Linked DNA regions of Homo sapiens: region 1 is linked to region 2. The links are chromatin loops, found by intact Hi-C in ENCODE. Cell type or tissue: CD14-positive monocyte. All regions are shown on one strand. Links, peaks and the distances in the headings refer to the core of each region. The heading gives the core; the rest is flanking DNA. Region 1 has its middle 19 kb from the start of DAPK1. Region 2 has its middle 90 kb from the start of DAPK1.

Evidence for each region. A loop is a pair of places that touch in the nucleus more often than their neighbours do. Peaks named below come from ENCODE experiments on the same cell type or tissue, not always from the same donor. Only the 100,000 strongest peaks of a DNase experiment are listed, where the experiment ranks them.
Region 1: a loop joins it to region 2, with 3.0 times the contacts of the local background. A loop is called at or near these places in 2 of 110 quality-filtered maps.

Annotation. Positions count from the first base shown.
Region 1 is chr9:87,471,796-87,486,857 of GRCh38, reverse strand. No RefSeq gene overlaps it. Among named protein-coding and RNA genes, the nearest start is that of DAPK1, 19 kb to the left of the region's middle. In CD14-positive monocyte, for the core only: no CTCF peak of the experiment used is centred there; DNase peaks (open chromatin) are centred at 6,927 and 8,397; H3K4me3 peaks cover 904 bases; H3K27ac peaks cover 1,018 bases.
Region 2 is chr9:87,400,826-87,415,887 of GRCh38, reverse strand. It overlaps the pseudogene LOC112268032. Among named protein-coding and RNA genes, the nearest start is that of DAPK1, 90 kb to the left of the region's middle. RefSeq lists enhancers at 4,271-4,924, 4,925-5,578, 5,579-6,234, 9,831-10,381, 12,551-13,166 and 1 more and a cis regulatory region at 5,108-5,681. In CD14-positive monocyte, for the core only: no CTCF peak of the experiment used is centred there; DNase peaks (open chromatin) are centred at 8,567, 9,197 and 9,997; H3K4me3 peaks cover 1,620 bases; H3K27ac peaks cover 2,331 bases.

The DNA.
Region 1 (15,062 bases), core at 3,019-11,018, 72 kb before region 2:
AAATAAATACGGAAGATACAACCAGCTCTGACAGCATGGGGGATAGGGTTGGGTTGGGTTTTTAATACCCAAGTGAGACAGGAGATGAGACTTTTAGCACTTTTGTCTCCAAAAGACAAAACTTTCAGTAAGAGGTAGCCTTGATGAAAATTTACCCACTTACGAAAACTGATAACAAAAAGCTGATCTGCCATAAAATCCATGAGAGTTTATATAACCTCAGACCTCATCCTCACACGGAATTGCGTTTAAAATTCACATTTCTTGATTGGTCCAAAATCATCTTAGTCGAATAAGTGTTTCTCCACTGGTGAACTCTTCTGGAGAGACCTGTCCTCATCTCACGCCAGGGAGAATAACCAAGCCCCATTGAAGATGAGCTCACAATGGAAGACTGCAAAACCTTTGAGGAACCAATGTAGCATAATTAGGTACAGCAGATTTAATAAATAACCAATGTACTTTCACTCCCACTAACTTCAGATAACAGGACAATTGGATAGAGACTGTAAAATAAGAATGCTTAAAATGATTAAAGACATAAAAGAAGGAATCACACTTAAAAATGTTAAAAAAGACAAAACTTAAAATAGTTGACAGCTTGTTAATGGTTAATTGACAGTTGTTAGGCAACTGTCAAGCAGCATGGATCACAGGAACTTCAATCCAAAAAGAGGTGACACGGCCGGGTGCAGTGGCTCATGCCTGTAATCCCAGCACTTTGGGAGGCCGAGGCGGGCGGATCACGAGGTCAGGAGATCAAGACCATCCCAGCTAACACGGTGAAACCCCGTCTCTACTAAAAATACAAAAAATTAGCAGGGCGTGGTGGTGGGCGCCTGTAGTCCCAGCTACTCAGGCGGCTGAGGCAGGAGAATGGCGTGAACCCAGGAGGCAGAGCTTGCAGTGAGCCGAGATTGCGCCACTGCAGTCCAGCCTGGGCGACAGAGCGAGACTCCGTCAAAAAAAAAAAAAAAAAGAAAGAAAGAAACAAAAAGAGATGACAAGTGGGAGCTGTGGCTCTCACATGTTTTGACTGCACTGGATTTTTCTCCATACACTGCATTCAACCGTAATTCATTTTAATGTCTGTCATTTCAAAGCAAGAATAAGGTGGAAGTGCACCCATTCCCAAGGAGAAATAAGAGATTTGTTTGGTTTAAAAAAGTGGACCAGGCTGGGCGGAGTGGCTCATGCCTGTAATCCTAGCATTTTGGGAGGCCAAAGTGGGCTGTTCGCTTGAGTTTAGGAGTTTGAGACCAGCCTGGGCATCATAGTGAGACCCTGTCTCTACAAAAAATACAGAAATTAGCCAGGCGTGGTGACATGTGTCTGTCGTCCCAGCTACTCAGGAGGCTAAGGTAGGAGGGTTGCTGAGCCCAGGAGGCAGAGGTTGCAGTGAGCCATAATTGCACCTCTCCACTCCAGCCTGGGCAACAAAGCAAGACTCTGTCTCAAAATAAATAAATAAATAATAAAAGGAAAAAAGTGGACCAGATATTCCTATGGAATTGGTTAGTGATTGCAAATTCTTACTGGGACCATCTGTATGCGTTTGAACAATTTTACACTTTAAAAATCACATAGTGCTTTTCTTTAATCAAGTTTTTAGAATTTTACTTGTATTTGGCCATATTTGAGTAGGTTAGACTTTAGGCTCCTATTTTTTTCCTCTCCAGACCAGTTTTGATACTGTTCCAGTCTGTTCATCTGTCTTTCTGAGAGTATCAGTACATAGATAAGCTTGTAGAACAAGCTGGAGACTGGAGTTGAGGAGACTTGGCTTCTATGGCTCACTGTACCATTAACTCTGCCATGGGGTCTTGAGCAAATGGCATAATAGCTCTCAATACCGATTTCTCCTTTTTTAATTTTTTTAGACAGAACTTTGTACGAGACAGATAATATAAGTAGGTAAGGTGGCAAACAAAACACATATGTGAACCAGATTTCACTGGTGTATAATGCCTACTTGACTGGATTTTTTTTTTGAGACAGGGTCTTGCTATGTTGTCCAGGCTGGAGCTCAGTGGCTATTCATAAGTACAATCATGGTGCAGTATAGCTTTGAACTCCTGGGCCCAAGTTATCCTTCTGCTTCAGCCTCCTGAATAGCTGGGAATACAGATATGTGTCACTGCACATAGCGAATAGATTGTTTTTTAGAGCAGTTTTAGGTTCACAGTATTATTGAGCAGAAGATACAGAGATTTCTTATATAACCTCTGCCCCCACACGCAGAGTCTCCCCCATGATTAATATCTCCCACCATAGTGGGAGTACATTTGCTCCAATTGATGAATCTACATTGACACATCGTCACCCAGAGTTCATAGTTTACATTAGAGTTCACTCCTACTAGGTACATTCTGAGAATGTGGACAAATTTATAATTGTAGCCACCATGATAATGTTATATATAACAGTTTCACTGCCCTAAAAATTCTCCATGCTCTACCCGTTCATGCCTCCCTCTTCTCTAACACCCAGCAACCACTGATTCTTTCACTGTTTCCATAGTTTTGCCTTTTCCACAATGTCATAGTGGAAATCAGAGTTTGTAGCCTTTTCAGATACACTTCTTTGACTTAGTCATAAGCATTTAGGGTTCCTCCATGGTTTTTCATGGCTTGATAGCTCATATCATTTTAGCAGTGAATAGTATTCCATTGTCTGGATGTACCACAATTTATCCATTCATCTACTAAAGGACATCTTGGTTACTTCCAAGTTTTGGTAATTATGAATAAAATTCCTTTAAACATCTGTGTGCAGGTTTTTTGTATGGACATACATTTTCAAATCCTTTGGGTAAATACCATAAACCTTGATTACTGGATCCTAGGGTAAGACTATGTTTGGTGCACAAGAAACTGCCAATCTGTCTTCCACAGAGGCTGAAGCATTTTGCATCCTCACCAGCAATGAATGAGAGTCCCTGTTGCTCCACATCCTCATCACAATTTGGTATCGTCAGCATTCTGGATTTTGACCACTGTAACAGGCAATATAGAGGTATCTCATTATTGTTTTAGTTTGCATGTCCCCGATGACATATGCTGTGGAGCATCTTTTGATAAGCTTATCTCTCCATCTTTGTCTGTTAAGGTCTCTGGTCCATTTTTTAGTGGATTGTTTATTTTCTTATTACTGTGGATCACTATTTCCTAAACTGTGTTCCATGGCGTTCCATTCTTTGACATGCTAACAGAAGTGATCTGTGAGCAAAAAAAAGCATTCCACGGTCAGATAAGCTTTGGGGAATTCTAAAGTAAAAAGAACCAAACAGTTTCTTTTCAACACAACTTCTCAGACCTTTAATAGGATATTAGGCAAGGGGGTGCTCCAAGGCAGGAATTTGGAGTGCCAGGGTTCCCTAACTTATTGAATCTTATTTTGTCCAGGGACATGAGAACAACAAGAAACACTAAATATTGGCAGACTACTTTGTATATCTTTCAGCTCCATGGTTCTGAATATAGCCACAGGGATACATTCTTGTTTATGTGCTATTTCTAAGGCAATTTAGGCAGATATAAATATAGGTAATACCACTTCTATGGAAATTATGACTGTATATACCAGAGTACTCCCAAATTTGGAAACTTTCTCTTAGAATATTAAGCATCCGTGGCTGGGTGCGGTGGCTCACTTCTGTAATCCCAGCACTTTGGGAGGCCAAGGCGGGCAGATCACGAGGTCAGGAGTTCGAGAACATCCTGGCCAACATGGTGAAACCCCGTCTCTACTAAAAATACAAAAATTAGCTGGGTGTGGTGGCAGGCGCCTGTAGTCCCAGCTTCTTGGGAGGCTGAGGCAGGAGAATCTCTCGAACCGAGGAGGCGGAGGTTGCAGCGAACCGAGATCACATGACTGCACTCCAGCCTGGTGACAGATGAGACTGCATCTTAAGAAAAAAAGAAAAAAAAAGAAAAAAAGAATATTAAGCATCCCTTAGGTCCAGCTCCTGTCTTGTTTTCTTCTTGAAACTTTTTCTCATATTTATAGTCTACATTGATCTCTCTTCTCTAAACTTCTATGACCCTTTAATTATTTCTATGCAATTAACCTCCTAAATATGTGTTCCTTTAAATAACCTTTATTATTCCATGTTTGATTGTCTCATCTCTCAAAACACACTGTTCTTCAGGAATGTGCCTTGTATTATTACTGCTCAGTGTCCCACAGCTGAGCAGAATGTTCTACATATGGGACACTTTTAAGTAAAACTGTCAAATAATTGTTTTTTTCCTAGATATTCCTTCCTTCCTTCCTTCCTTCCTTCCTTCCTTCCTTCCTTCCTTCCTTCCTTCCTCCCTCCCTCCTTCCCCCTTCCCCTCCCCTCCCTCCCTTCCTTTCTCCCTCCCTCCCTTCCTTCTCTAGCTTTTGATTAAAGATATGCTAATTGAAAACATAACAGTTCTATTTTCAGAGAGGATCACAGTAGTGCTAAATTAGATCCATTGGCTTCTAAAACTCACTGCAAGCTGTTTAAGAGCACCAATGCATAGGTGTTCCTGAAGGTGCAAACTTTATGGCACCTTTAAGTTATGCACCGTGACAAATTTTCCCCATGACCAATAAGCTGTGCACCTGCCGAGAAGCAGAGAAAAATGTATTTAATGATGACTAAATGCATTGTATTTTGACAGTGAAATAAACCATTTAAAAATATGATCGCAGCAAGGCAGACTTCTAAGCAGCATTGCAAATGTTTAACATATCACGTCCTGCCTTTGGAGTGTTCTGTAATATTAAATAGGATTAGCCAGGTGGATTTCTCAATATTCTGATAACAAGGCAGAGGCAACCAAATATTGTTAAAATCTGTCATCAGGTAAACCCAGGCCTTTCAATCTTCTAGCTATAGAGAACTGTGAGTTCTGTACAAATGGTAACCTAGAAACAGAAGCAACCAAAATACTTGAATTAAAATGATTCACATGATTGGGGAAAACTCAATACATGCTTTTGACCGAGGACAATCACTTTTAAAAGGAATTGCAAAATGTGCTAAATATAATTTAGTTGTACTCTGAAAACAAATAAATTACAAGAAAGCTTTTTTAAAATTTTTATTTTTAGACAGGGTCTCACTGTGCTGCCCAGGCTAGAGTGCAGTGGCTTAATCACAGCTCACTGTAGCCTGTGGGAGATCAACCTTGATCTCCCACCTCAGCTGCCCGAGTAGTTGGGATCACAGGTGCATACCACTATGCCTGGCTAATTAAAAAAAATTTTTTTTGTAGAGACAGGGTCTTGCTATGTTGCTCAAGCTGATCTTGAACTCGTGGCTTCAAGCAATCCTCTCACCTTGGCCTCCCAAAGTGCTGGGACTACAGGCATGAGCCACCACACAGGGCCAAGCTTTCTTTTAAAGAAAAGATTTGTAGAATTTTCTTCAAAGTGATATAGAGAGTGCTCTTGGAATTCTTGAAAGAGAGTACATATTGATGTGTGTGATAGAACATAACATCTTGTATTTAATTTATGGTATGTGTATCCTCTTAAAATCTTCCAAGTGTGGCTGAATGAGTTGTAGGAGAAATGGCAGAATTAACATCCTCTCAATGGCTGCTATGATAGTTTTGTTTAAAATAATTGTTTACAATTTTGTGTTGAAGGGCAATGTCTAATGCAATGACATGCAAGAAACAGTTTTTTAAAAACCACTTTATTGAGGTCTGGTTGACATAAAAAGCTGTACATGGGTAATATGTACATCTCAATAAGTTTGGGGATAAGCATACATCTCTGAAACCATTACCACACATGAAGGCCAAAAATAGAGGATGAGGCTGGGTGTGGTGGCTCACGCCTGTAATCCTAGCACTTTGGTAGGCTGATGTGGGCGGATCACGAGGTCAGGAGATCAAGACCATCCTGGCTAAGACGGTGAAACCCCGTCTCCACTAAAAATACAAAAAAATTAGCCGGGCGTGGTGGTGGGTGCCTGTAGTCCCAGCTACTTGGGAGGCTGAGGCAGGAAAATGGCCTGAACCCGGGAGGCGGAGCTTGCAGTGAGCCGAGATCGCGCCACTGCACTCCAACCTGGGCGACAAAGCAAGACTCCATCTCAAAAAAAAAAAAAAAAAAAAAAAAAGAGCATGATGCATTTTTTTTATAAGCTTTCATCGTCTTATTTAACACAGGATGTGTTTATCCTGGAGCAAGGCCATTAATTAAGTACCTGAAAATAGACAGCAAGATGCCGCTTTGCAAGGACATTATTCAATGGTTATAAACACGCAAATACCCTAATAAAGCATTTGTTAATTGGCACTGAAGGGTTATGCTTTGCCTATTATAAATAGGATGTGACCTCAAAGAGGTCATGTGAGGATCTAGCAATGGAAGTTTTCAATTGGTCCCTTTGCCTTTATGTATATAATTTCCCATTGTCCTGCCTTCCCCTGGAGGTGTCCAAACCAGTATTTACAGGGATGGGGATGTGATCCACCACTTAATTTTAATGGACAAACATATATGAGTTACATTTATGCTTTGGTCCCACGATAAGAAGATATGATTACCTAGGCGGACATTAAGTTTCTTTTCTAACATCACCTCTTGCAGTCTCATGTTTTATTAACAGTTATGACTGCTGAGGTCTTAACTTTCCCTGTTTCATGTTTTCTTCAACAAGACTCCTGTTTAATCCGGCAGGCAGAACATGAGGGGAGACTTCCTTGGAGCTGTCTCCAAAGGTTGTCCCGAGTGACAGAATGCTGTATTTGGTTTGGTTAAAAATTAAATGCCATGTCATTGTCAAAGTGGCAACATGACCTCACCACCTTCACAATGTGGGTGAATCTCTAAAAACTGGTGGTCCCTTAACATTGGTGAACAAGAGAAGTGAAAGGGGAAGTGAAGAAAGTACTACTGGAGTCGTCTTCCTGGGCTAAGAATGGTCACGTGGCCAAGGAAACTTGCAGTGGCCCAGCCACCACAGAAACCACACACTCCTGGGTGCTCTCCTGCCTGGTGTTACTCATGGCTCCAGAGTCCTGGGGGAGAGGGGAGAGAGAGAGATGCACTCTGATATCAGCTATGCTGTAAGAATCTCAGCCCGGAGCGGTGGCTCATGCCTATAATCCCAGGACTTTAGGAGGCCGAGGTGGGTGGATTACTTGAGGTCAGGAGTTTGAGACCAGCCTGGCCAATAGGGTGAAACCCCGTCTCCACTAAAAATACAAAACCGGCTGGGCGCAGTGGCTCACGCCTGTAATCCCAGCACTTTGGGAGGCCGAAGCGGGTGGATCATGAGGTCAGGAGATCGAGACCATCCTGGCTAACACGGTGAAACCCCGTCTCTACTAAAAATACAAAAAATTAGCCAGGCGTGGTGGCGGGCACCTGTAGTCCCAGCTACTCGGGAGGCTGAGGCAGGAGAATGGCGTGAACCCGGGAGGCAGAGCTTGCAGTGAGCCGAGATCCTGCCACTGCATGCCAGCCTGGGCAACAGAGCGAGACTCTATCTCAAAAAAAAAAAAAAAAAAATACAAAACCTAGCTGAGCATGGTGGTACACCCCTGTAATCCCAGCTACTCGGGAGGCTGAGGCAGGAGAATCACTTGAACCCAGGAGGCGGAGGTTGCAGTGAGCCAAGATCATGCCACTGCACTCCAGCCTGGGCAAAAAGCGAGACTCCATCTCAAAAAAATTAAAAAAGAAAAAAGAATCTATCATATTCATCTACAGATAACATTTTTATATATAAACATTCTAGGGGCAGAACTAACAAAATAGAATCATATCTATGCAAAGGCTTTTGTAAAATGTAAGGTATCCCGCATTTGCAAACTGCAGCTAATTACTTACCTTTACTCCTGCCGTCTCCTGTCTTCTCCATCTCCTTAAAGCTGGTAAAACTAGGATACTCCCCCTTCACCTCCTCTCTCACACCCCCACTCCAGCACCAGGCTGGGCTGCACTCCCTGAACTGTGAGTCTGTGACCCGGGCGGTCCTGCTGGGCTTCCAGGGGCTTCCCTGAGCTTCCTGGTTATCAAACTGACCTAGGAGAGGGTGCAGCAGAGCACGGGCCACACGCGACCCCTCTAGCACCCAAAGCCCCCAGGTTGGCTCCTGCTCTGTGTGGGCTGGCCCTTTGACAGCCTCGCCTTCAGTCTTATTTGCATTCTGTTGTGAAGCAAAGATTCATCTTCCAGGCCCTGTTCTCCCCATTGCCCCTGAAATGGGGGTCTTGCCCTGAGCCCTATCTTGGGATGGCAGCTCTGATACTCTTGCCTAGTTTTTCAAAGCCCTGCTCCCAGGAGAGGGAGATGTTTATTTTCCTGGGATGGTGCTGTGGTGTGGCCCCTAACCCAGGTCCCCTTCAGGGATTGCAGGCTTCACTTCCTCAGCTAGCTGTGGGAAGTGCTCTTGGGACAACACCCTTAGCTGTCAGCCCACTGTGGGACTTGCCCCAGCTGAAGAGAGCCTTCTGGCCCAAGGCCAGGTCCCCTAGCTGGAGCAGGCTGCATCCACTGGAGGTGGTCTCCTGAATTTGACACAACTCTGAATGGGTTATCGCAGCTCTAAAGCTCCTGGAGGGGTTGTCTGTAGCCTTCATCATGGCTGCTCCACTTTGCCCTCTGCCAATCCTATCTCCTGTCCTTCCCTTCCTCAAGTATTAATCCCAAGGGCACTCACTAATTAACCTCTTGCACACCAGTCTCCCCCAGACCTTGACCTCCAGATCTTCTGAAATGACAACCTCTGCTTACCTGTGTTCACATCTTCAGAGCCACCTGGATTCCTACCTGGATTGCCCACCTGGTTGGCCACCCACTTTTCAAGTAATTCTTGAAATTAGACCGAGTTCTATTACTTTAAATATGTAGAAGAAGATAAGCGTACTGAGGTTTTATGTACAAGCTGAAGGAAGCTTTCCCCCTGCATGAAAAGCAGAAATGACAATATTTTCTAGGCCTAACAGATCTTGATGCTGTATTATAGCTATTTTTTCTCTTTTGTTGCTTTGCAACAATTTTTTTCCAAATATACTTAGAATCCACTGACTTTTCTGGACAGATAAGGAGACCCTCTCTGTCAACTTTAAACTGTTTCTGCTTAGCCTGGCTGCTCTGGTTAATAAACATACTCTGAGTTCAGGACAGGCAAGGTAAAATGCCATGTGCAAAGGCAGAACAAAACAGCAAAACAGCAGAACTGCACTGACCAACATATACAATTATTTGTCAGCTAAAAGTATAATAATTTTTTTTGAGTCGGAGTCTTGCTCCGTTGCCCAGGCTGGAGTGCAGTGGCACAGTCTTGGCTCACTGCAACCTCTGCCTCCTGGGTTCAAGCAATTCTCGTGCCTCAGCCTTCCGAGTAACTAGGATTACGGGTGCCTGCCACATGCCCAGCTAATTTCTCTATTTTTAGTAGAGATGGGGTTTCACAGCGTTGGCCAAGCTGGTCTCAAACTCCTGACCTCAGGTGATCTCCCTGCCTCGGCCTCCCAAAGTGCTGGAATTATAGGCGTGAGCCACCATGCCCAGCTAAAATAATTTTTTGAAAAAAACTGCACCAACTGTCATTTTATCTTTTCTGTAATGATCCAGAAGGCACCATGAAATCTTGAAGAATTATGAGCATCTTTTATGGAAATTCCAGTTAACGGAGATTTGGGGCTGCTGGGATACTGCCGAAACCTGCTTTTAATGCTACACAGAGAGTGAACATCTATCACATTGATATTCTTGTCTCTGTGTTTAACTTGAGCTGTTGAATTGACTTTTAAAGCCATGCACTTTTGTCTACACTCACTTGTTTGAGAGGACAGTACGTTAACTAGATAGTGGGTTCTAGTTCTACCAAAATCTTTATGAATCTGGGTCACTTTGGCACAGTGGGAGGTTGGGTTGGATGTCAAGCCCTATGTCTATGATTTCTCATAGTTTGCTACATCAGAGGAATATCATTTTTTATTTTTAGAGATAGGGTCGTGTTATGTTGCCCAGGTTGCTCTTGAACTCCTAGCCTCAAGCAATCCTCCTGCCTCAGCCTCCCAAATTGCTGGGATAACAGGGGTGAGCCACTACACCCAACAACATTTTTTTTTTTTTTGAGACTGAGTCTCGCTCTGTCGCCCAGGCCGGAGTGCAGTGGAGCGATCTCGGCTCACAGCAAGATCCACCTCCTGGGTTCACGCCATTCTCCTGCCTCAGCCTCCCGAGTAGCTGGGACTACAGGTGCCCGCCGCCACGCCTGGCTAAGTTTTTGCATTTTTAGTAGAGACGGGGTTTCACTGTGTTAGCCAGGATGGTCTCGATCTCCCGACCTCATGATCCACCTGCCTCGGCCTCCTAAAGTGCTGGGATTACAGGCGTGAGCCACTGCACCCGGCATGGGAAATCTTATTAGGGTTTTAAAGTCAGGTAGTTTTGGTGAAGAGCCTCCTGAACTTTCACCTTCCACTCTGTAGCTTATTCTAGGGAGTAGATTCATAGCTCACCTTTTGACTGGCACCTATCCTGAATGACAGACAAGGCCTATTTATCCACAGTGTTTCCCTATGGAATATTTGTGTTTATTTGTTCTGCCTCCATAAAATGTAGTTTTGAACTTCCAAGAAGAAAGAGAAAAACAAGAAAATGAAACCTCACAATTATTTAGTGGGAGTTGTACACACTGTTATGGCCACAAACTGTCTTTGCGGGCAGGATGCTTCATTTTACATTTCGGCTCCCTTCCTGTATAAACATGAGCAAATTACTGAAATTACCTATACCTCAGTTTCCTCCTTAGAAAAATGAGGATATTAGTATCTACCTCATAGGGTTTTTGTGAGTTTTAAATGTCTGTATAGCCTGGAGCCTGGCATACAATGAATATAGATTTTATTTTTATGATCTGATTTGCAATATCATGCCCATCATATAAAATTATGAGGAACTGGATGATTACTGTTATATATTGTGGAGATATAATTAAGATAAAAATAATGACAATGAAAGGGCATCATTTAATTTTAAACAATTGCTAAATGATTATGCTATATTTCCTGTTATCATCATGATCATAGAAGGGAGATAGACCTGGCATTGACTCTAGCAGGAAGGTCTAGAGAAGAGATAACAAGTGAATAGATGACAATTTTATGAGCTCAAAGTGAGCTCAGAATTCATTCCTCAGCAAAAATAGAACAGTACAGATTTCTCACATACTCTACGTTCTGAGAGGAAAAAAATAACTCACTGAGAGAAAAGGATAAAATAGTGTAGGAGTATTTCAAAGTGGTCGGGGAAAGAAAAGTCTTCTGGTTGCTCCTTTGAAGTTAGATTGAAATGAGTCTATTCCCTACCCAAGAAAAGAAGACATGATTTGCAGTGTATATTTAATTTTTGCTAAAAATATGTAGCTAAGAGAAAGCCAAGGAAATATTTTCATTTAAGAGAAGCCAACTTTGGTGTTGTTTTCTGTGTGGGTGGAAAGTGCTGTGTTTTTATTCTTGCCAATCAATAACCAAAATTCACAGTCTCAATACACATTCCCATTCAATGATTATAACCTTATCTTGGTCTTTGGGGAGGCTAATGTTCAAAGCAGTCAAGTTCTCCAAGGATAAACGTTTCTTTCTCCAGTTGATGTGTGCATTTCCCTGATGGACAACCAAGAAGTTACTTCTACTATTCTACCAACATTTTTTACTGCTTGAAATTAAGCTGCATTCCACTCGGAGGTTGCATCTGAACATAAACTAGACCCCTTGACACATTCTCCTTGGTATGTTTGGAGCAAGGCCGGAGGCATGCCACATGCTGGGGTGGACAGAGCATAAGTTTAGAGTCAGATAAGCCAGGTTCAAATCCCAGTGCTGTCACCTTACAAATGAGTAAGAGGGGATAATGATACCTATCTCATGGGGCCTTTATTAGAATTAATGAGGTCATGTATGCGTTCATTAGGGAAGTATGAGTAGGGCCATCTGGAGATTTCACACTGCCTGAATTTGAGTTCCATTTCTATCACAGTTGTGTGACATTGGAAACACTGGGGTCAGTTGTCTTTATCTATAAAGTGGGGAGAATGATAGTTCCTGCCCCATTAGGGTAGTTGAGATGATTAAAAATAAATAATAGGCCGGGCACGGTGGCTCACACCTGTAATCCCAGCATTTTGGGAGGCCGAGGCAGGTGGATCACCTGAAGTCAGGAGTTTGAGACCAGCCTGGCCAACATGGTGAAACCCCATCTCTACTGAAAATACAAAAATCAGCCAGGTGTGGTGGCAGGCACCTGTAATCCCAGGTACTCAGGAGGCAGAGGCAGGAGAATCGCTTGAATCCAGGAGGCAGAGGTTACAATGAGCTGAGACTGTGCCACTGTACTCCAGCCTGGGCAACACAGCAAGACTCTGTCTCAAAAAAAAAAAAAAGAAAAGAAAGAAAGACTATATGACAGCGTACATGTGCTTGGCTACTGTTAATCAGTATTATTTCTTTTTGGTCTTCTCTATTGAGAAGGCTTTATTTCTTTGCTCTTTTATCATGGGGATTGTTTTCAACCATCTAAGTTTCCTTGACTTTTCATTCTCCTGAACTCCTGCAGTGGTTTTTTGCACCTCTCTGACAGCACTGTTCCCGTGGAGTAGTTATTTTTATGTGTCGGCTTTGCTGGGCCACAGTATCCAGTTACTCAAACACTTATCTAGGTGTTGCCATGAAGGTAGCTTGTAGATGAGGTGAACACCTACAATAAGTTGATTTTTTTTTTTTTTGAGTCGGAGTCTCACTCTGTCACCCAGGCTGGAGTACAGTGGCACAATCTCGGCTCGCTGCATTGCTCTGCCTCCCGGGCTCACGCCATTCTCCTGCCTCAGCCTCCCGAGTAGCTGGGACTACAGGCGCCCGCCACCACACCCAGAGAATTTTTTGTATTTTTAGTGGAGACGGGGTTTCACCGTGTTAGCCAGGATGGTCTCGATCTCTTGACCTCGTGATCCACCCGCCTCGGCCTTCCAAAGAGCTGGGATTACAGGCATGAGCCACCGTGCCCGGCCTAATAAGTTGACTTTAAGTAAAGGAGATTTTCCTGGATGACATGAGTGAGCCTCATCTAGTCTGTTGAAAGTCCTAAGAGCAAAAACTGGAGTTTCTAGGAAAAGAAGAAATTCTGCCTCAGGACTGCGGTGTCAACCCCTCCCTGAGTTTCCAGCCTGCCGGCCTGCCCTGTAAATTACAAACACAGCAGCCTCCACAATTGCATGAGCCAATTCCTTAAAATAAATAAAACTTTTCTTATCTGCTGCTGCTTCTGTTTCTCTACAGTGCCCTGATAATTACATGCCACCTGCTTATTTATTATTGTGATGATTATATATTTATTTATTATTGTTTTTTACTTTGCGTGAAAACATTAGTTGTATGCATCATTTACCCTCCAGGATAGGAAGATACTGGAGGGCAGGACACATTTTATAGATTTTCATGTCTGTCCCAGTTCGTGCCTGAGGGCTGTATCTGCTCCATGGTGGAATGAGGCCATAACTTTGTGTGCCCCAAGGTCACAGCTCTATATGCTCCCTGCGTCTGAGTTCTGCTTGGCCGTTTCCACATGGGTCGGTACAGTGTTTTTATTTTTTATTTATTTATTTTTATGTATTTATGTATTTATGTATTTATTTTTGAGATGGAGTCTCGCTCTGTCTCCCAGGCTAGAGTGCAGTGGCGCGATGTTGGCTCACTGCAACCTCCACCTCCCAGGTTAAGCGATTCTCCTGCCTCAGCCTCCGTGGTAGCTGGGACTACAGGCGCGCACCACCACGCTCAGCTAATTTTTTGTATTTTTAGTAGAGATGGGGTTTCACCGTGTTAGCCAGGATAGTCTTCATCTCCTGATCTCGTGATCCACCTGCCTCAGCCTCCCAAAGTGCTGGGATTACAGGCGTGAGCCACCGCACCCCGCTTGGTACAGTGTTTTTAAAAATTTTAAATTAGTTACCAATGTTTAAAAAAAGGAATATTTCACATAAAAATTTGGGGATTAAGCATGTAAAGTCAGTAGATTTGGAAACATCGAGCCCACATTCCTTCATGGCAACAGTTGGGTGGAGTTACACGGGGGTTGTTTGTCCAGACAGTTTTTTTTTTTTTTTTTTAAGTATATGTATATTTTTAGAGACAGCTTCTTGCTGTGTCTCCCAGGCTGGAGTCCAGTGGTACAATAGCTCACTGCAGCCTTGAACTCCTGGGCTCAAGGGATCCTCCCGCCTCAGCCTCCCAAAGGGCTGGGATTACAGGCATGAGCTACCAAACATGGCCTCTGGGTTCTCTTTTAAACGTTGTGGGAAGACTGGGCATGGTGGCTGATGCCTGTAACCCCAGCACTCTTGGAAGCAGGTGGATCACTTAAGGTTAGGAGGAGTTAGAGACCAACCTTCTGGTCAACATGGTGCAACCACATCTCTACTAAAAATACAAAAATACAAAATTAGCCAGGTGTCACGGTGCATGCCTCAGCTCTTCTGGAGGCTGAAGTGGAAGAATCGCTTGAACCAGGGAGGAAGAGGTTGCAGTGAGCGGAGATGGCACCACTGTACCCCCAGCCTGGGTGAGAGCGTGAGACTCTTGTCTCAAAAGAAAACAAAACAAAAACTCCTGAAAGTTGTGGGGGCCTAACAATCTGCAGGGCCCCTAAGACTATGTGTGTGTGTATATGTATGTACTTTTTAATCTAAATTATTTATAACCTAAACATTTCATTAAATAACCTAGGTTTCTATACCACTTACATTCCAGAGGGGGAAAATAAATACTAGAGGAAAGGGCCTTGAATGTAAAATTCCAGCAATGACAGGTTGTGACAGTGTTTTGGCTCAAATCCTCCAAATGAGACCAAAGCCTTGACACAATTGAATTGTTCATGGAAACCACAGATGCATTTTTATGGTACCAAGTAGATTTAAAGTTACTGTGAAAACTCAGGGCTGCTTTGAGTTCAATCCGGCGCCAAAGCAGCCATTTCTCATTTTCTATTTGTTTACTGTTTCTTTGGTCCTATTTGCTTTGCTTCACTGTGCTTAATGAAAGGATTCTGAAGCTTCCCCTGATTCA
Region 2 (15,062 bases), core at 4,221-12,220:
CAGGATATCTGATTAGAGAGTGCCTAAGGAGATTCAGCATAGTCCTGCCAGCAAAGATTATTTATTTACTTCAAGAGTTAAGAGTGGCAGTTTGGGGACAGCACCAGGAGATATCAGCTGTGATGGCTTGGAAAAACAGTGTAAACCGGCAGTGTAAACAAGAGCAGGGCATGTACGAGTAGTTGAGAACGGTGAATAGGAGTATGACTAGACAGAAGATAGTAGGGATGACAAGTTTTTTGGGGCACAGTCTAAGTTGGTCTGGTGTCTGGAATGAGGCTGGGGCCTAATAAAAAGGAGCGTCTATACTGGAGCTTAAATGGGCTGTACCCTGTAGCATTCTAAGGACAGGCCTGAATTCTGAGAAGGGAAAGTGGTAAAAGTATTGTCCAGTCCTTTTTAAGTTGGTGGCTGAGCTTGGTGAGGTGTGTTTTTAAAAGACCTTTAGTCCATTCTACTTTTCTTGAAGACGGAGGACCGTAAGGGACATAAAGGTTTCACTGAATACTAAGAGCCTGAAAAACTGCTTGGCTGATTTGACTAATAAAGGCTCGTCTGTTATCAGACTGTATTGAGGTGGGAAGGCTAAACTGAGGAATTATGTCTGACAGAATGGAAGAAATGACTGCGGTGGCCTTCTCAGACCCTGTAGGAAAGGCCTCTACCTATCTAGTGAAAGTGTCTACCTAGACTAAGAGGTATTTTAGTTATCTGACTCAAGGCATGTTGAGTAAAGCTAATTTGCCAGTCCTGGGTGGGGCAAATCCTCGAGCTTGATGTGTAGGGAAGGGAGGGGGCCTGAATAATCCCTGAGGAGTAGTAGAATAGCAGATGGAACACTGAGAAGTTATTTCCTTAAGGATAGATTTCCACGATGGAAAGGAAATGAGAGGTTCTAAGAGGCGGGCTAGTGGCTTGTACTATAAGCATAGCCTGCCTTTGCTGGTGTGTGGCGATTAGGCCTGGTGGAACCACCATCAATAAATCAAGCGTGATCAGGGTGAGGAACAGGAAAGAAGGAAATTTGGGGAAATGGCGTGAATGTCAGGTGGATCAGAGAGATACAGTCATGGGGGTCAGGTGTGGTATCAGGAATAATGTGGGAGGCCGGATTGAAGTCTGGGCCGGGAACAACGGTAATTGTGGGAGACTCAACAAAGAGTGAGTATAGCTGAAGGAGCCGGGAAGCAGAAAGCATATGCGTCAGGTATGAGGAAGAAAATAGATTTTGGAAGTTATGAGAACTGCAGAGAGTGAGTTGAGCACAGTTTGTGATTTTGACGGCCTCTAAAAGTATTAAAGCAGCGGCAGTCGCTGCACACAGACATGAGGGCCAGGCTAAAACAGTAAGGTCAAGTTGTTTGGACAGAAAGGCTACAGGGTGTCGTCCTGGCTCTTGTGTAAGAATTCTGACCGTGCTAACCATGCCTAGGAGGGAAAGGAGTTGTTGTTTTGTAGAAGGTGCTGGGGTTTGAGAGATCAGTTGGACACGATTGGCAGGGAGAGCACGTGTGTTTTTATGAGAATTATGCCGAGATAGGTAACAGATGAGGAAGAAATTTGGGCTTGATTGAAGTAATGGGGGCTGTCTGTGAAGCTTTGTGGCAGTACAGCCTAGGTAATTTGCTGAGCTTGATGGGTGTCAGGCTCAGTCCAAGTGAAAGCGAAGAGAGGCTGGGATTAAAGGTGCAAAGGAATAGTAAAGAAAGCATGTCTGAGATCTAGAACAGAATAATGGGTTGTAGAGGCAGGTATTGAGGATAGGAGAGTATATGGGTTTGGCACCACGGGGTGGATAGGCAAAACAATTTGGTTGATAAGGTGCAGATCCTGAACTAAATTATAAGGCTTGTCTGGTTTTAGGACAGGTAAAATGGGGGAATTGTAAGAAGAGTTTATAGGTTTTAAAAGGCCATGCTGTAGCAGGCGAGTGATAACAGGCTTTAATCTTTTTAAAGCGTGCTGCGGGATGGGATATTGGTGTTGAGTGGGGTAAGGGTGATTAGGTTTTAATGAGATGGTAAGGGGTGCATGATCGGTCGCCAAGGAGGGAGTAGAGGTATCTTATACTTGTGGGTTAAGGTGGGGGATACAAGAGGAGGACACAAAGGAGGCTTTGGATTGGGAAGAAGGGCGGCAATGAGATATAGCTGTAGTCCAGGAATAGTCAGGGAAGCAGATAATTTAGTTAAAGTGTCTCAGCCTAATAAGGGAACAGGGCAGGTGGGGATAACTAAAAAGGAGTGCTTAAAAGAGTATTGTCCAAGTTGGCAGCAGAGTTGGGGAGTTTTAAGAGGTTTAGAAGCCTGGCCGTCAATACCCACAACAGTTATGGAGGCAAGGGAAACGGGCCCTTGAAAAGAAGATAATGTGGAGTGGGTAGCCTCCGTATTGATTAAGAAGGGGACGGGCTTACCTTCCACTGTGAGAGTTACCCGAAGCTCGGCGTCCGTGATGGTCTAGGGGGCTTCTGAGGCGATCGGGCAGTGTCAGTCTTCAGCCGCTAAGCCGAGAAGATCTGGGAAGGAGTCAGAGAGCCTTGGGCCAGAGTTCCAGGGGCTCTGGGAGTGGCTGCCAGGTGAGTTGAACAGTCCGATTTTCAGTGGGGTCCCACACAGATGGGACGCGGCTTAGGAGGAATCCGGGGCTGTGGGCATTCCTTGGCCCAGTGGCCAGATTTCTGGCATGTGTCGCAAGCTCCTGTGGGAGGAGGTTCTGGAGGAACGCCTGGCTGCTGCGGTTCAGGCGTTTGGAAGTTCTTGTGTGCTGGAGATGTGGCTGGGGTTTGTCTCACAGTGGAGGCAAGGAATTGCAACTTTTTTCTATTATTGTACACCTTGAAGGCGAGGTTAATTAAATCCTGTTGTGGGGTTTGAGGGCCGGAATTTAATTTTTGGAGTTTTATTTAATGTCGGGAGCAGATTGGGTAATAAAATGTATTTTGAGAATAAGACGGCCTTTTGACCTTTTAGGGTCTAGGGCTGTAAAGTGTCTCAGGGTTGCTGCCAAACGAGCCATGAACTGGGCTGGGTTTTTATATTTGATGAAAAAGAGCCTAAACGCTATCTGATTTGGGATAAAGAAAAAGGTGCATTAACCTTGACTATGCCTTTAGCCCCAGCCACCTTTTTAAGAGTAAATTGCTGGGCAGGAGGGGGAGGGCTAGTCACGGAACGAAACTGTAAGCTGGACCAGGTGTGAGGAGGGGAGGTGATAAAAAGATTATAGGGTGGAGGAGCAGAGGCTGAGGAAGTATTGGGACCTAGCTCGGCCTGGCGAGGAGCAGCCTGGGGAGGAAGGGAGAGGTCAGATGGGTCTATAGAAAAGGAAGATTAGAAAGACTCAGTGACGCTTGGGGTTGGTACTGAGGGGACAGGCGGGAGGGAAAGAAGGAAGATTTGGGGCGAGTTGCACTGGGCACAGAGACTAGGAAGGGACTGATGTGTAAAAGAATGACTGGACGTCAGGCACCTCAGACCGTTTGTCTATTTTATGACAAGGATTATTTAGATCTTGCAGGATGGAAAAATTCAAAGTGCCATTTTCTGGCTATTTGGAACTACTGTCGAGTTTGCATTGGGGTCAAGCGGCATTGCAGAAGAAAATAAGGCATTTAGGTTTTAGGTCAGGTGTGAGTTGAAGAGGTTTTAAGTTTTTGAGAACACAGGCCAAGGGAGTAGGAGGAGGAATGGAGGGTGGAAAGTTCCCATAGTGAAGGAAGCAAGCCTAGAGAAGAGAGAGTGGAGAAACTGAGGGAAGGGGTTTGGGGGTTTTTACTTTCCAGAAAAGTGGGAAAAGGTTGGGGCGCAGAGAAGAGGTCGGGGCGTGGAAATAAGGGATGGGGCGCAGAAATAAGAGGCCGGGGCACGGAAATAAGGGATTGGGGCGCAGAGATACGAGGTTGGGGCATGGAAATAAGGGATTGGGGCGCAGAGATATGAGGTTGGGGTACTTGCCCCTCTAGAAAAGTGGGACTTGCTGCTAAGAGTGAAGGAGAAGGGGTTGAGGGGTACTTGCCCCTCTCCCAGAAAAGCAGAGAAGGGGTAGAGACAAGGAAAGAAGGGGTTGGGGTACTTGCCCTGTCCCCGGAAAAGCAGAGAAGGGGTAGAGACAAGGAGAGAAGGGCTTGGGGTACTTGCCCTGTCCCCGGAAAAGCAGAGAAGGGGTAGAGACAAAGAGAGAAGGGCTTGGGGTACTTGCCCTGTCCCCAGAAAAGCAGAGAAGGGGTAGAGACAAGGAGAGAAGGGGTTGGGGTACTTGCCCCTTCCCCAGAAAAGCGGGACTTGCCGCTAAGGGTGAAGGACCAAGGCAGGCGTCCCTGCGTGGTCTGACACCCTTGAAACGTGGGTGTATAATCAGAGAGGTGTCCCTGCAATGATTAAACACCAAGGGAAGCCTGCCTTCTCAATCCGTGACCGGCACCGGAGTTTTGGGTCCACGGATAAAATGTGTCTCCTTTGTCTCTACCAGAAAATGAAAGGAATTGAAATTAAGAGAAGGGAGAGATTGAAGTGTGGCGCCAAGATTGAAAGAAGAAAGAGGTTGAGGGATAGTGAGGGAGGTTGGAGAAGAGAGTAAAAAGAGGCCGCTTACCGGATTTGAAATTGGTGAGACGTTTCTTGGGCTGGTCGGTCTGAGGACCTGAGGTCGTAGGTGGATCTTTCTCACGGAGCAAAAAGCAGGAGGACGGGGGATTGATCTTCCAAGGGAGGTCCCCCGATCCGAGTCACGGCACCAAATTTCATGCGCGTCGGTGTGAAGAGACCACCAAACAGGCTTTGTGTGAGCAATAAAGCTGTTTATTTCACCTGGGTGCAGGCGGGCTGAGTCCGAAAAGAGAGTCAGCAAAGGCAGATAGGGGTGGGGCTGTTTTATAGGATTTGGGTAGGTAAAGGAAAATTACAGTCAAAGGGGGTTTGTTCTCTGGCGGGCAGGAGTTGGGGTTGCAAGGTGCTCAGTGTGGGTGCTTTTTGAGCCAGGATGAGCTAGGAAAAGGACTTTCACAAGGTAATGTCATCACTTAAGGCAAGGACCGGCCATTTACACTTCTTTTGTGGCAGAATGTCATCAGTTAAGGTGGGGCAGGGCATATTCACTTCTTTTGTGATTCTTCAGTTACTTCAGGCCATCTGGGCGTATATACGTGCAAGTCACAGGGGATGTGATGGCTTGGCTTGGGCTCAGAGGCCTGACAGGAAGGAGATAAGGCTGCTCGCTATCAGCATGGTTATTCTGCCTTGTGGAAAAATATATAGTTTAATTATACCTTCCTTAATGCATCCTTCTAATTGTAAACACTACAGAAGAAATCACAAAGAAGGAGTCATAATTTTGACTCTATTCAGTTCAAACATATAAAACCTCGTGACTTTAAAAAACATTAAATGGCTAATGGCAATCAAGCGGAAAGAGCAAACGACAGAGAGTTAATAAAGTGAATATATGAACATCATTGATAGCAGTAGCACTCCAATAGCAACAGACTATAGGATACGGGATTCACTGGCAAAATAAAAATGTCAGCAAACAAATGGAAATGTCTTCAACCACACTTGTTATCAAAGAAATGCAAATGAAAACAATGAAGTGGTGATTATCACCTAAGAAACCAGTGGGTGGCTCATGCCTGGAATTCCAGCACTTTGGGAGGCCTGAGTCGGGTGGATAACCTGAGGTCGGAAGTTCAAGACCAGCCTGGCCAACATGGCGAAACCCCATCTCTACTAAAAATATAAAAATTAGCCGGGCGTGCTGGTGGCCGCCTGTAATCCCAGCTACTCAGGAGGCTAAGGCAAGAGAATCACTTGAACCTAGGAGGCGGAGGTTGCAGTGAGCTGAGATCACGCCATTGCACTCCAGCCTGGGCGACAACAGCGAAACTCCATCTCAAAAAAAAAAAACAAAAAACCAGGAAAGCTGAAAACGTTGGTAGAGAGGCTGGCAAGAGCATGGTGCCTGCTGGGAGGTGACTTACTGTAGATTCTCTGGAAAGCCATTTGGCGTTATGTATCAATAATCTGTAAAGTTCATACCACAGATGCCTGAAAATCTATATGGAAGAAATAATCAGAAAGTCAGAAAAAGATTCATATGCAAGAATATTAATCACAACGTTTTCTATATGGGTTAAGTATTCAAGAATATAAGAATATTTAAGTAAAATGTGACTTACTCATATAAGAATATAAGGTGATTAAAATCATATTCCTGAAGAATTTTCAGGGGCATGAAAATAATCATAATACATGAAAAATGAAACGTCATGCAAACTATTTATTTTATGCTCCCAATTATGTAAAATAAAGAATTCCATTGGAAACAGAGCATATAATGCTTGCAATTATATGTATATTTAAAAGTACCAAAATATTAAGTGTTTAACATATCAGGTGGACATTCAGGTGATTTTTAATAATTTTCTTCTCCATGGTTCTTCATATTTCCTGTAATGAGCATGAATGTTTTTTTTTTTTTTTTTTTTTTTTTTTTGAGATAGGTTCTGGGCTCTGTCACCCAGCCTGGAGTGCAGTGACATGATCTTGGCTCACTGTAATCTCCGTCTCTCAGGCTCAAGTGATCCTCCCACCTTAGCCCCCCAAGTAGTTGGGACTACAGGTGTGTACCACCGCACCCAGCTAATTTTTGTATTTTTAGTAGAGACAGGGCTTCACCACATTGCCTAGGCTGGTGAACTCCTGGCTTCAAGCGATCCACCTGCCTTGGCCTCCCAAAATGTTGGGATTACAGGCATGAGCCACCACACCTGGCCATGAATCACTTTTATAAAAGAAAAGCATTACTGGAAGTAAAACTTTTCATGATCTCTGAAGATGGTCCCCTGGCTTTCCTGCAGTCAATAGGATTCCAACCTGGGTAGAGAATTAGCCTCTTGATTTAGCATCAAAATTGCTTAAAATAAAGTGAGGATTCCCAACACATCTCAACTGTTTGGGGATCTTTTGAATGAGTTTCAAGTAAGTCTCAGTGAATTCTTTTTCCATACAAACTCAAGTAAATAAGGTGAGAACAGACGCCAATTACAGGGCCCTGGTGGCACAACCATAGCTCACTGAAACCTCCAACTCCTGGGGTTGAGCTATGCTTCTGGCTCAGCCTCCCAAGAAACTAGGACTACAAGTGTGTGCCCCTATGCCTGGCTAATTTTTATTTATTTATTTTATTTATTTATTTTTTTGAGATGGAGTCTTGCTCTTGTTGCCCAGGCTGGAGTGCAATGGTGCAATCTTGGCTCACCACAACCTCCACCTCCCGGGTTCAAGCGATTCTCCTGCCTCAGCTTCCTGAGTAGCTGGGATTACAGTCATGTGCCACCATGCCTGGCTAATTTTATATTTTTAGTAGAGATGGGGTTTCTCCATTTTGGCCAGGCTGGTTTTCAACTCCTGACTGTCAGGCCTCTGGGACCAAGCCTGCACCTATACATCCAGATGGACTGAAGGAAGCAAAGAAACACAAAGGAAGTGAAAATGGCTGGTTCCTGCCTTAACTGATGACATTCCATCATTGTGATTTGTTACTGCCCCACCTTAACTGAGTGATTAACCTTGTGAAATTCCTTCTCCTGGCTCAGAAGCTCCCCCACTGAGCACCTTGTGACCCCGCCCCTGCCCGCAAGAGAAAAACCCCCTTTGACTGTAATTTTCCACTACCCACCCAAATCCTATAAAACTGCCCCACCCCTATCTGCCTTTCCTGACTCTCTTTTCGGACTCAGCCCGCCTGCACCCAGGTGAGATAAACAGCCTCGTTGCTTACACAAAGCCTGTTTGGTGGTCTCTTCACACAGACGTGTGTGACACTGACTTCAGGTGATCCTCCCGCCTCAGTCTCCCAAAGTGCTGGGATTACAAGCGTGAGCCACGGCGCCAAGCCTAATTTTTATTTTTTGTAGATACAGATCTCACTATGTTGCCCAGGCTGGTCTTGAACTTCTGTCCTCAAGCAGTCTTCCCACCTTAGCCTCTTAAAGCATTGGGACTACAGGTATGAGCCACAGCACCTGGCCTCAGGCTCTGTGTTTCTGACAGGCTCTCAGGTAATGCTGATGGTGCTGGACAGCAAACTACAATTTGAGTAACAAGATAGAGTCCCTACAGGCCAGGCACGGTGGCTCACGCCTGTAATCCCAGCACTGTGGGAGGCCGAGGCGGGCGGATCACGAGATCAGGAGATCGAGATCATCCTGGCTAACATGGTGAAACCCCGGCTCTACTAAAAATACAAAAAAATTAGCCAGGCGTGGTAGTGAGCACCTGTAGTCCCAGCTACTCCGGAGGCTGAGGCAGGAGAATGAGGTGAACCCAGGAGGCAGAGCTTGCAGGGAGCCGAAATCACACCACTGCACTCCAGCCTGGGCAACAGAGCAAGACTGCGTCTCAAAAAAAAAAAAAAAAAAAAAAAGATGGAGTCCCTACATAAACCAAAAAGTCTTGATCATAAACCAAAAGATAAGTCTTGATAAGTCTTGATCAATTTAAAAGTTTATTTTGCCAAGGTTAAGGACATGCCTATGACACAGCCTCAGGAGGTCCTGATGACACATGTGCCCAAGGTGGTCAGGCTGCATCTTGCATTTATATGTTTTTTATATGTTTTAGAGAGACATAAGACATCAATCAATACATGTAAGATGTACATTGGCTTGGTCAGGAAAGGTGGGACAACTGGAAGTCAGGGGCTTCCAGGTCATAGATGCATTCGAAGATTTTCTGATTGGCGATTGGTTATTATCTACAGACCCGGAATCAATAGAAAAGAATGTTTAGGTTAAGGTAAGGGATTATGAAGACCAAGGTTTTACCATGCAGATGAAGCTTCAGGGTAGCAGGCTTCAGAGAGGATAGCTTGTAAATATTTACCAGACTTAGAGTCTGTTCTATCAGTCTCAAGGTCTGTGTTGACGTTAATGGTAATAAGGCATGTCCCACCCCCTCTTCCCATCATGAACAGAACTAGTTTTTCAGGTTGACTTTGGAATGCTCTTGGCCAAAAGGAAGGGTCCATTCAGACGGTTACAGGGCTCAGAATTTTATTTTTGGTTTATGCTATCTTAGAGGACAGCCCAACCTTTCCTGCTTACAAATATAAAAGATTTTGAAACAAGTTCATCAGCAGCATTAATTAGATGAGTAATGTGCATCTGGTGTCTGGGAGCCCACATCTAGGGAACTGTTCTAGGGTCATTGGGTCATTAGGAGATTAACAAATGACTTCATGGTGCAAGTGCCTTCACATGCATATGGGGATGTATGTACATCTTTTGAAACAAGTGTATTTTTGTGCATTTCTAGTGAATTTCTTTTAGGAAATTCTTGGGCATTATATTTCATCTTTCCTGATGGAGTTGCATTAGTGATCAAAAGAGCAAACCACCAATCCTTTCCCCTTGTCTTTTTTCTTTTTCTCTTTCACAAAATCTCTGGTCTCTGCATGTGTGTTCAGTAATAGGAGAAGCCAAGGCCTCCTGTGGGTCCTAGGAAATGCATTATCTACGCTAAAAATAGACAAGAGCCCATTGTCTCATGCAAAAGTAAATCCCACATACTAATCCAGCAGAAAGTGATCTAGCCTTTTTAAAGATTTATTAGTTTCTGATTTTCCTCTCTATGCATAACAATTTTTCATCTCATTCTGTGACAGATAAATTGAATTAAGTGAGAGTTGAAATAACTTCTTTTAAAGATAAATCATCTTTGTGTTACAAACCTTTGAGGTTTAGGAGGCCTCAAGATTCTTGAAGAATCAAAACATTAAGTGAGGAAGAGAAAAGTAACTGTTATTATAGAAATAGCTGCATTCCCAGCAGTGGTGTGCTGTAAATGTTTAACAACCAGCTCTCAAAAAACAAGAAACACTGCCAGGGGCTGGGGTGGGGAGTTATGAGGAGTGACTGCTAATGACTGTGTTTCTTTTTGGTGTGATGAAAATGTTCTGAAATTTGATGGTGGTAGTTGCATAACCTAATGAATATATTAGGAAACCACTGAATTGTACAATTTTAAATGGAAACAACAACAAATCTCCCTTCCCCCGAATATTATTTGCACGATTTGCTAATTTCCATAATGTAAATTCTTCCACTATTGCTGATTTCAACACCACTGGTTCCCAGTGTGGCAATTGTTTCCTAGCCACAGGGGTTTAGGAAGAAGGTGGGGTGTATATAGGATTCCCTCTCTGATTGCTTTTGCTAGCTTTTTTCTTGCTTTTTTTCTTTTTTTTTTTTTGCTTGTTTGCTTTTGTTGTTTTTTTCTGTCTTGAAGTGATCAAGATGTAGTGAAAGCACCCTGAGTGGGATATAAGTCTGAGATTCTTTCCTTTACTAATTCAAATATTCAGCCACACATTTAGCACCTCCTCATGCTGGGCTCTGTGCTGCGTATGTGCCGCAAATTCTAAGGTACCTAGAGTGACCCCTGCCACTGAAGAGACTACAGTCTAGTGAGGGATAGAAATATAAAAACACTATTGTAGAATGTGAGTGTGCATATGCCAGAATAGAAGTATGCGCACTCTGATTGAGAGAGTTACTTTCCCCCATGGAGGAGGAATAGTGGCGGTGATATCAGTGAATGTGTCAGATAAGAGATATCTATCTGACCTGGGAGCTGGGGAAGAGCACCACAATTTAAAAGAACAGCATGAACCAAGGCACAGAGGCACAAGAGTGACAGGGTGCTAAGGATACAGGCACTAATAAGTTGTGGGTAGCTCACAGGTTCGTAAGTGGCCAGGATGTAAAGTGACCAGAAAGATGGGCTTGTATGCTTTTCAAGTTTTTATGGGCCATGCTAAGGAGACTGCACCTTATGGTGCAGGAAATGGGGAGCCACTGAGGTTTGTTAAGCAAGGGAGAGACATGTGGAGATCTGCAGTATTACTTTTTGATGGTAAGAAGGATACATGGGTAGGAAAGAGAAGTGGGAATAAGCTGGAATTGAGTAGGCCAGAGAACAAGACTGTGTTATTCCAGGTGAGAGATGAATAAGCCAACAGTGTAGGGTACAAAGTGGAGGGGATGAAGTGGAGAAACACATCAAGATAAAATGTATAGAACTGATCATTCAATTGAATGTGCATGATGGAGCAGATGATGGAGTTAGGCTAATACAAAAGTTTCTATCTTAGGTGACCAGATGAATGGTGATGCCCATAAAATGCCTATGGATGGTAGGCACTGAGTGAATATTTGCAGAAGGTGGAACAAATATCTGGATCATAGAGGAGCAGCATGGTGTGATGGAAGGCACTCAGAGTGAGGAGTCAGATTAACTTTGCTTGCATCAGAGCATGGTTTGGTTACTTATTATAATCGTTGTGGGACTTTGAGCAAATTTCTTTTCTTTCTTTTTTTTTTTTTTTTTGAGATGGAATCTCACTCTGTTACCCAGGCTGGAGTGCAGTAGTGCCATCTTGGCTCACTGCAACCTCCGCCTCCTGGGTTCAAGCGATTCTCCTGCCTCAGCCTCCCAAGTAGCTGGGATTACAGGCATGTGCCACCACACTCAGCTAATTTTTGTATTTTTTTTTTAGTAGAGACGGGGTTTTGCCATGTTGGCCGGGTTGGTCTTGAACTCCTGAGCTCAAGTGATCCACCTGCCTCAGCCTCCCAAAGTGCTGGGAGTACGGGCATGAGCCACTGCGACTGGCCAAGTTTCTTAATCTCTCTGAATTTAATTTGAATCCATGTGTAGGTGAGAAGAGATTTTGTTAGTTAGTACTGGAATTATTTTACTTGGAGGGATTTTAAAAGCCTGCAGTTATTCCTAGTGCTGCCAAAGGGGAATACATTTATTAGATGAAATGGAATCAAAAACGTAGTGGAGGCAGAAATGTGTGCCCTGATCTATACACAGCCATTACAAATAGTGAAACAGTCTTATTTCTTGATATTTGGAGGATTTCTGGATACCCAGTGACTTCTGTTTGTGTTTAAAAGGTAGAAGAAGAAAGACTGATGCAGTTTAAATCTAATCGGAGGAAAAACTCCTGTGGCTCCTCAGTTGGTGTCCATGGAAACTTGATACAGCAGAGGGCCCTGATACCTGAGCTGTCAGGAGTCCAGAATATGTCTTGTTTGAGAATTCTGAGTAGTCACAAACTATCAGAACATGGGAAGGGGACCCGTGCCAGTTTCAAAGTAAAGCTGGAACTGAAGCTGTTAAATATGTATGTGGGAAAACTGAAAATGCCTTTGAAATAGGCAAAGCAGATTACTGGATGTCTTGTCCAGCATACTTTTCCAGATTATCTCTATACCTTCATTGTTTTTGAGCTATTTTACAACTCTGTAATTGTAGACAACTGATAGCAATGCAAATGATTCTTGTCCATAGGCATGCAAATACATTTTGTCTTGTGGAGAGGCAATTGACTCTCTCACACCCTCATGGAAAAACAAATTTTGCATCTAGTAAACAATTTCATTTGATCGTTTCTTGGGACTTACACTTGTGTCTGCTCTTTGGTTTCTCCTTTGGACTGCTTGCAACATCTCACTGGTTTCCTCATTAGTTAATGAGCTGAATAAAATTGGTGAATTCATTTTATATGAGAATCATGTTTTTACTCTTTAAAAAGGATGATCTGGCTGAGTGTGGAGACTCACGCCTGTAATCCTAGCACTTTGGGAGGCTGAGGCAGGTGAATCACTTGAGGTCAGGAATTTGAGACCAGCCTGCCCAACATGATGAAACCCCATCTCTATTGAAAATACAAAAATTAGCCGGATGTGGTGGCACACACCTGTAGTCCCAGCTACTTGGGAGGCTGAGGCAGAAGGATCACTTGAACCTGGGAGGCAGAGGTTGCTGTGAGCCAATATCCCGCCACTGTATTCCAGCCTAGGCAACAGAGTGAGACTCCATCTCAAAAAAAAAGAAAGAAAGAAAGAAAAAAGAATGATCAATTAATGAGCATCACAGTTACATTTTACACATTGAAAAACTAGGGTAAAAAGAAAGAATCCATCCAGCCCCAGGGTATCCTCAAGGTGCTGATGGAGGACAAATAATGATCCAGGGCAGAGGGAGGCTAGTAAGACTCCAATCTGGGATGCATTGTAGGTCCAGCTTCTACTTCCCCAAGGCCGGGAAAATTCCTCCTCATGTAGACCTTAATATATATATGTCATCAGATTTTCAGCCTTAACATGGATCATGAGATTTTAGTTCGGGATAGAACTGTGTTTCACTGTATTGAGGAGAAAGGCGTAAATGAATACTCTCTCTCTCCCTCTCTCTCTCTCATTCCTTCCTTCCTTCCTTCCTTCCTTCCTTCCTTCCTTCCTTCCTTCCCTCCCTCCCTCCTTCCTTCCTTTCTTTCTTTCTTTCTCCTTCCTTCCTTCCTTCCTTCCTTCCTTCCTTCCTTCCTTCCTTCCCTCCCTCCTTCCTTCCTCTCTCTCTCTCTTTCTTTTTTGACAAGGTCTTGCTTCATCACCCAGGCTGGAGTGCAGTGGCACATCATGGTTCACTGCAGCCTCAGTTTCCAGGACCCCAAGTGATCCTCCCACCTCAGCCTCCCAAGTAGCTGGCTGGGACTACAAGCATGTGCCACCACATCCAGCTAATTTTTAAATTTTTTTATAGAGACAAGGTCTAACTATGTTGCCTAGGTTGGTCTTGAACTCCCGGGCTCCAGTGATCCTCCTGCCTTGACCTCCCTGGTTATTATACTACTGGGATTACAGGCATGATTTGCTGCTCCTGGCCTGGTAAATAATACTGTTAAGGAGAGGGGAAACTCAACCAGGATTCAGAAAATTCTCTCTAAAGCAAATTAGGAAATTCATCTAATTTTTGATTGCCTTAAAAGCATGGATGTGTGTCTCCTCACGGCATAATGATGCACTAACAATACGTAGAAGAGATGGTCAATATTAGTGAGAGGAGGGCTTGTTTCTTACGGATGACCCGTTTAAAAAAATATACAATGATCCAGCTTTTCTCAGGATGGAGTCAGAAGGAATCTCAATAATTCCTATCACAAGACACTAACAGCATGAGGCAACCCTGCAGGAAACACAGAGAGTTTGCAAAGTCCTTCCTTGTGGCCTAAGGAAAATGACTTCTGGGTACTCAGGATAGCCCAATGTGATCAATCTTCAGAATATCAGCGTTTTCTTGGTAGTGAACTAACTGCACAATCCAGGTGGGGCAGGACGTCTGGGTGCTGAAGAATGGGAGCGGATGTAAGGAGCGCCTTGTTGGGGAAAGGAGAGATAAAGGCATGGAGGCATCAAGCATTGGGGTCTCTAGGGTGTAAGCCATGTGCGATGTGGCCAAATGAGTTCTTTTTTTTTTTGAGACCTTGTTTCACTCTTGTTGCCCAGGCTGGAGTGCAATGGCGTGATCTCGGCTCACCACAACCTCTGCCTCCTGGGTTCAAGCGATTCTCCTGCCTCAGCCTCTGAGTAGCTGAGATTACAGGCATGCGCCACCACGCCTGGCTAATTTTGTATTTTTAGTAGAGACGAGGTTTCTCCACGTTGGTCAGTCTGGTCTTGAACTCCTGATCTCAGGTGATCCCCCCTTCCTCGGCCTCCCAAAGTGCTGGGATTACAGGCGTGAGCCACCGCATCTGGCCCAAAGGAGTTCTTGAAGGAAAATTTATCTATTACAAAATAAGAAAGAAGCCAAAAAGGAAATAACAACAAAACAAATCTAAAAAAGGAAGAAAACACAAAAGATAAGTAGAATTAATGGAATAGTAAACAAAAAAACTTGATATTTTAAAAAGACAAATAAAAGAGATAAAGTTATAGCAAATCCAATTACCAAAAAAGTCAATATTAGAAAGGAGACATTTATACCACTGCAGGAAACAAAAATCTGTAAGAGAATAGTTTGTACAATCAACATATTTGAGAAAATGACTTTCTCGGAAAATGAAAATTGTCTTATTCCAAACCTATGCCCAGTTAAAAATCCAGAAACAACTCCCCAAACTGTGCAAGGTCAACATGAAAAAATGTTTTAGTTTTTTCCCGAAAAACACAAAATAGTAAATAAATATTGGAGCAATAGAGTGTGCTCTTAATGGGC